2 separate regions of the Homo sapiens genome follow, and region 2 is linked to region 1. A link is a contact called in ENCODE Hi-C data. All regions are on one chromosome and are shown on one strand. The core of a region is the stretch at or near the end of the contact, and the rest is flanking DNA. Distances in the headings are between cores, read along the strand shown.

The links. A loop is a pair of places that touch in the nucleus more often than their neighbours do. Pooled maps may share reads with other maps.
Region 2: a map of K562 shows a loop between it and region 1 (2.3-fold over the local background). The contact joins two enhancer-like sites. A Hi-C loop is called at or near these places in 1 of 168 maps with a recorded cell type or tissue (K562), 5 of 37 single-sample maps with no recorded cell type and 12 of 50 pooled maps.

The regions. Positions count from the first base shown.
Region 1 is chr1:65,810,580-65,814,342 of GRCh38, reverse strand. All of the region lies in intron 1 of PDE4B (phosphodiesterase 4B), which reads right to left. Among named protein-coding and RNA genes, the nearest start is that of PDE4B, 20 kb to the right of the region's middle. RefSeq lists an enhancer at 1,942-2,171. Within about 2 kb of position 2,184, at least 2 of the 41 ENCODE cell types and tissues checked have a DNase peak (open chromatin) inside an H3K27ac peak, as active enhancers do.
Region 2 is chr1:65,947,091-65,950,935 of GRCh38, reverse strand. The region is part of intron 3 of PDE4B (phosphodiesterase 4B); the gene reads right to left. Among named protein-coding and RNA genes, the nearest start is that of PDE4B-AS1, 100 kb to the left of the region's middle. Within about 2 kb of position 1,860, at least 3 of the 41 ENCODE cell types and tissues checked have a DNase peak (open chromatin) inside an H3K27ac peak, as active enhancers do.

The DNA.
Region 1 (3,763 bases), core at 935-3,434:
TGTTTTCACATATTCTCTACAGCATCTAAACATATGTACATATAATAAGATGATGTGACTTAAATATTGTTATAAGGATGAGGGAGCAAAAGGATTTGAAGACTACCAGTCCAGCCAGCTAGAGGAAGAGTGCTGACACACACCCTGAGCTGTTTCCATCAACCAGCAGCTGCCTCGGGCAAGGCTTTGGCAAGCAATGTGCTGTAGTCAATTCACGACTGAATTTTCTGTCAAGTGCCCAGAGTGCCCCAGCCCTTCTGTTCACCTGGCTCTCGACTCTGGGTAATACCCAAAGCTCAAAACTTGGACTTCTTCACTGTTCTCTTTTTAGTCTAATAATTGGCTTAAAGCTCACATACACTCAGGGCTTCTATTATCAGCATAACACTGAAGACAAACAAATCTATATTCCAGATCTCTCAACTGTTGTTTTTTTTTTTTTTTTTTTTGCCGCAGTGCCTACTGCCTATTGGACACATTATTTTTCAAAGCTACATTCTAATTCAAATTCAGTATTTCTAACCCCATAGCTTCACAAACCAATTTCTTCTCCTACTCTTGCACTGCTGCCAAAGAAAAAAATACCCTGAAGTTATCCTTGATTCATTTTCCTCTTTTACTTTAAAAATCATAATTTCTACCCATTTGCCATTAAGGTCTTAATTTACCTATCTCATCTATCTGTAGCAGTGATTCTTTGAAACTATAGAGGACCCCCTCCTCAGAAAAACTACACTGGCACACATTTTTCATACTATTTTGAATATGATTTCCAGGGCCCACAATGAAAATGTATAGATCTCTATATTGTTCACTTCTAAAATCTGTTTACTCTGATCTGGCTTTTTCCTGAGAGTTCCAGACCACCTTCCAAATACTTTTCAGATAGGTATTATTTTATATGGCAAAAATATCTCAAACTTGCACGTTCAAAACTCAACATGCCATTTCCCCCAGCAAAACTGTATCTTTTTCTTAGTCTTTCTTTAGTGAATGGCAATTCAATTCCCCCAATTAATTAAAATAGTAACTTGCATATTACTGTTGACTTCTTTCTCCCTCCGTATACCTCTCACATCTAAATGGTAATTATAGTGACCTCCCACGATTAGTTAAGTGGCATGCATTTGACAAAGTATTAACAACCAACCCACCATATATGCTTACATATTTTCTGTATGAATTTAAATAAGTGACTCACTCCTCTACAGGTGAGCAGCTAATAAACCAAACCCTCAATACCTCATTCCTGAACTCCCTCGGTAGCCTCCTAACTCTCTGCCTGTTCCCAATCTCGTTCCAGTTTTAGTATCTCCCAACATGTCTTAGAATAGATTTAGGTATTCCCTCTCCAGCCCCTACAGAAACTTTAGTGTCCTTATCTTCATTCTTAAGGTTTTGTATTCCTGGGGCAACTTTTCCAGGGCTGTCTAGGACCCTTAGAAAGCAGTTGACAGGCAAATAGAAATAAAGAAGCTAGAGAATAATTGTTTAAGGTGTTATACTCTCTCCCAACCCCTGCCCAGTGCTATCTATTTGTGTTTTCATGGAGACTTTAGAATAGAGCTTCTCAACCAGTGCATTTCTATACATAATATCATATAGGAGGCTGAGACAGTCGTCCCCTCAGTCCCTAGGATAGGCATGTAATTCCTAGAACCACAAACAGCATTATCTATGTAGTTCAGTATTTACTACAAATATTAACATTCCAAAGTGTGCCAATGGATGAAAAAAATAATTGAGAGGCATTTAAAACACAGAAAGTCCCTCCAGTATCTAAAAACAATGAATTTCCACCCTGACATTTTACTGTCTTGGAAATTTAATGCCACCAACCTATAGTTAAAACCTACATGATTATGGCCAATTACATTTGGAAGGGATTTGTCCAAGTTGGCCCTGGATCAGGGAGAGCAGCAGCAGGTGAGAAATGCTGCCTTTGAGCAGCTGATGCAACCCAGGTGTGGCAGAGCATGGAGGGCCATACCCTAAGAAGGAGACCAGCAGAGAAACTGAAACAAGTGAGTAACTAACCTACAAGAGGACCCAGAAATTTAGAAAAGGAACTCTCAGAGCAGAAACTGAAAGCCAAGAACAGAACCCAAAATTGAGTCAGAGGAAATGAGGCAAAAGGTCAGACCTCGGGGAAGGAAGCTAGAGATGCCAAATCAGCAGAAGGCTGAGGGCTGAGGTCAGGGATGAGTCAATTCATCTGCTCTCAAAGCCAAAAGAAGCCCTAGCCCTTGAGCCACCACAAGGGTTAAAACTTCTTTAGTGAAATGAAAGGAACTAAGCTTAATTCCTCACTGAAACCTCAGTACTACAATATGTTAATTTTGTCTTTTAATGGTCCTGGGGTTTTTTTTGGTTTGTTTGTTTGGCTTTACTTTTTCCCCCTAATTTCCTCATTTACCTTCTGTATATTTTATATTTCATGTAATTTTTATTTAACGTTAATGAAACAGCAGCTTTCAAGTTGTCTTAGGCAGACAAGAAATTTTTTTCTAAATTTATTGAAATAAAAGTATATGTAAATTATGTCATAATATAAAGAGAAAATCCAAGCCACCTTACTATCATTAATATTAATATTATTTGTATTACTAGTAGCTATCATGTACTTAACTTTGTAACCTTGTGTCTTGTACTATGCTAGATGACTTTATATGTTAACTCACTCCTCACATTATCCACAGGAGGGATTATTAGTCACAAACAAATGAGGAAATCAAATAGGTCAAAAATTTTTCCATGATCCTATAACTAATAAATGGCAGGAATGAGATGTAAACCTGTGATGTGTCTGATTCTTAATTACTGCACTCAGCTCTATTTTATTTAAAATATGCTTATTTAAATATGACCCACATAAAATGGGTCATTTGCTTAATGAACATCTGTCAAAGCACAGCTGGGTATTAAGTACTTTTCTAGGTGCCCTTGGGGCAAAAGAAAAAGGAGAATCTGACATAGCCAAGCCTTGAGGATGCTCAAGTTAAGTTTGAAGACAAGACGTAGTCCATGAAATACAACAAAAATTAGTCCAAAGTCATAGGTAAGCCTTCAATTTGAGCCCTGAAGATACTATTTCTCAGCATATGACCCTGAGCAAGTTATTCTTATTGTGTAAAGCTGAGATCATAATGATATGAGCCTCATGGGGTGTTCTAAGGATAAGATGAGATAATGTAGACCATTAGTTTTCAACTTCAGGTGATTTCCTCTCTGACAAAAGATATTTGATAATGTCTGAAGCATTTTTGGTTGTCACAACTGGGTAGGGGGAAAAGAGAGTGTTGTTTGCATCTAGTTGGTAGAGGCCAGGGATGCTGTTAAACACCCTGCAATGCACGAGACAGGCTGTCTCCCAAACAGGGAATCATCTGGCCCAAAGTATCAATTGCACTGGGGTTGAGAAACCCTAACGTATTCGAAGCGTTTAGCAGAATCCTAAAGGCATTTAGTAGTAGATCCTCCACATTAACTCACTATATTTGCATGAAAAGGGGGTAGCACTTATGGCATTTATGTACTTAAGAAAAGAATTAAATAGAAAATAATTGTAAATATTAATAATAATTTTAAAATATAACCCTTTAAGAAAAAGTCTTACAAGTCAATGTGGTAGGTAAGAGCATAGGCTTTGGAGTCAGATAGACCTAAGTTTGAATCCTGGCTCTGTGTAATGCTGAAAAAAGTATTAATCTGAACCTCTCCATTTCTTCATCTTTAAAATGAAAATAAATATATCTAAGTTATA
Region 2 (3,845 bases), core at 611-3,110, 140 kb before region 1:
GTATTTCTTACCTAGGACACAGAAAAACTTCATGCTGATCATTATAGTTCCTAATAGCTCTGTAATATTGTGGTGAATGTGGCTGGTGTTTGCCCACATTCCCTTTTCTGGTTGTACCATCTCCCATTTGCTGTGACTTTTGGAGATAACAACAAACAGCTCACCCCTATTCCAGAGAATCGCCCTGAACCAGATGGAAGCCACTTTGCCTGGGTGGATACACCACTTTCCCTCCCTTCTCCAGGGTTGACTCAGCCAATGACCTCCTGGCATGGGATACACAAGGCCAGCCTCTTTTTCTCTATGTACGACTAGTTCTGTTGTGTAATTTGTGCTCCAGTGTCCTGTAGGATCAGACTGAAGCTAGTCCCTCCTGAGACCACATTCTTGCTTGGCGTTTTCCCCATCCTATTCTGCTTCCCTCACTCCCCTATTGAGCACATCCCCAATAAGTGACTTAAACAAGGATCCCTAACCTGAATGGAACCCAATCTATGACCACTGATACAAGAAGCACTTCTAAGAGACAGACTGTAAAGATGGGGATCCTGGAGTTGGATCATTTTCCAGCTGGATGATAATGAGAACCCTATTGCTGGTGATAGGTGGAATGTTGATAGTCCTTGGAATGCTGGTGCATTTTACTGGCTTTCACCTATGCTGTCCTGTGATGGGATACAGGTGGAAGCGGTGCAATAGCTGCGACAATACTCTGGGTGTTTTAGAGATATGAAGAAATAACAACTATAAGAATGTGGAATTGGTTGGCTACTGCTCAGCACCAGTGATTGAAGAGAGAAAATGACAGGTTCAAGTCTATTAATCAACAAAGTAAATTAGCAAAGTGAGAGTAACAGGAACTCCTAGGCACTATTTAAATAAAACTTCCACTTCTGCACCTGGATGGCAGCCACGGTTGAAGAACAAGAGAAAACAAAATTAATTGTTAGCAGTGCATCAGAGAAAGCTGGATCTCAGTCTAGGCAGGTCTCTTACACAAACTTAGAGCCCTGAAGGGAGTGGGGCCCTGATGCTTGGATGGGGATATCTGTATCGACACAGTTAAGAATCTCAAATCTTGGGTTATCCTGAGTCCTATGCACCTGAAAATGTGACCAATTATCTCTTATTGGAAGACAGAGCTACACACACACACACACGTTTGAAGTTATACAAAGGTATCAAGTGAGGCAGGTATCTTAGATAACATTTCTTTACCTTCTCAGGACTTGCTCCACTTCCTCTCTTGGTTCATAATTAGAGTAAAATCTCAGCATAACCTGATCAAAAGTGTTGGGACAGGTAAAGCAGAAAAGAAATTATATGCCTAAAAACATCAAGACATGGATAACATGTTACCATCAGGAACTGGAAGTGGTTCCTCAGGGGGTTAAATCAAGAGAAGATAGGCTATACAGCTGTGTTAGGGAGTGTTTTGCAATATAGTGGCACTTTCCAGTGACACAGGATTTAATGCCCTGGCAAGAGCCCCAGTGATTGCTGTAATCAGCTGATACAATTAACTTTGAAAGCCTGAGAAAAGGAAAGGCCTACAGTAAACAAAATAGAGATGCCAGAATTGCTGTAGCAAATGATGGAGGAAGGGCTTAAAAGGCTCACAGAAGCAACATGCAAGCAATGGGTCCGTTCTATGAGACAGAAAACCCTGTACCGACCATATTCCTTAGGGAGGCCCATAAGACATGCCCAAGGCAATAAGGTCAGAAGGACCCCTGGGAATAATGATGTGAGATATTGTTATGGTAGTGGGTTCCCTAATAGCAATGGAGATGATAGGATCTGAGAAGAGCAGAGGCTAGGTGGCAGCATGTACCCAATAGAAGAGCGGTGGACAGAAGGCTATAATCCACAGCAAGTTCAGAATGAGTCAGCAAGGCATGACCCACAGAATTTATGGAAAGGGCTCATAGAACATTTTGTCCCTAGGGGCAAGATAGATAGGCAGCCAATAAGGGTATTTGAATATGAATATTCAAAAGAGATACGTGACGGCAGAGTAGAAGTTTGAGGTCAGCTATGCTCAGTGAAAAGCCTTATTTCCATGCTCAGCTTTTAGGCCTGAGCCAGTTCTGTGACCCAAAACACATCAACTGAAAAACAAGAAAGATGTTGCAACACCATCGATCAATCCGTAAATTACTCAGATATTTCCAAACACGTGAATACAGATTGATGCTGATAGCCAAAGATCCCAAACACCATCATTGCCTGTGATAGTTAATACTGAGTCCAACTTGATCGGATTGAAGGATACAAAGTATTGACCCTGGGTGTGTCTGTGAGGGTGTTGCCAAAGGAATTAACATTTGAGTCAGTGGGCTGGGAAAGGCTGACCCAATCTTAATTGGATGGGCACCATCTAATCAGCTGCCAGTGAATATAAAACAGACAGAAAAACGTGAAAAGGAGAGACTGGTCTAGCCTCTCAGCCTCTATCTTTCTCCCATGCTGGATACTTCCTGCCCTTGAACATCAGACTCCAAGTTCTTCAGTTTTGAGACTCAGACTGGCTATCCTTGCTCCTCAAGCTTGCAGGCATCCTATTGTGGGACCTTGTGATCATGTAAGTTAATACATAATAAGCTCTCATATATATAATATATATATGATTCTAGAGAACCCTGACTAATACATTACCCTCCTGCTAAGAGTAGAGGTATATGGAAGTCAACTAGCAACCGGAGTCCAAACCATGTCTGTCTCACAATGGGTACGGGTGGGCCTTTGCACAATTTCCAAATGTACAATTGGGATGGGCATACTTAGCAGTTGGCAGAACCCTTTGTTCATTGAATTGTAAAGTTATAGCTGTTGTTGTAGCAAAGGCCCAGAGAATGATCCTGGATATGCCAGTAAGACACTTCCACGAGGATAATGAATTTATAAATATATATGATTATATATATTTATGTATATGTATGCATATATTATATATAGTATATATATTTATGTATATGTATTCATATATATTATATATAGTATATATATTGCATCTGTATTAGTTTCCTATGGCTGCTATAACAAAGTACACAAACTAAGTGGCTTTAAACAACAGAAGTTTATTTCACAGTTCTGGAGGCTAGAAATCTAAAAATAAGGTGTCAGCAGGTCTATGCTCCCTCCAAAGTCTTAGAAGGAGGATTCTTCCTCATCTCTTCCATCTTCTGGTAGCCCCCAGGCAATCCATCACTTGTGGCAGCATAACTCCAATCTCTGCCTCCAGATTTACATAACTGTCTTCCCTCTGTGTCTATAGCTGTGTCTAAATTTCCCTTTTCTGATAAAGATACCAGTCATACTGGGAAAGGGTCCACCCTATTCCAGTATGACCTCATCTTAACTAATAATATCTGCATCCACCCTATTTCTAAACAAGGTCACATTCATAGATACCAGGGGATAGGACTTCAATATATCCTTTGGGGATATAATTCAACCCATAACAGCATCTCAAGGAAATGGCAAAAATTAGTGCCACCCTCCAAGTCTTCAAGGAGACAGGAATGGTGGTCCCTAATGGGGTCCTATTTAATACACGAGCCGAGCCTGGCCTTGCAAAAACTGTGGACCACCTGTTAACCAAGAGTCACCAAGCACACCAAAAGTATGTCGCCACTGAACTGGCAAATGTTTTCTTTTTCATTTTTATCAGAAAGAAGGATCGGAAGAAGTTCTCATTCACATAAACAGATAATAGTGTATATCCACAGTCTTGCCCCAGGGCTGTGTTAATTCTCCTGCTCTTTGTCATAACATTGTCAGCACAGCCTTGAGTCATCTGGACATTCTGCAGAACATCACACTGGTCCACTATATTGAGGATG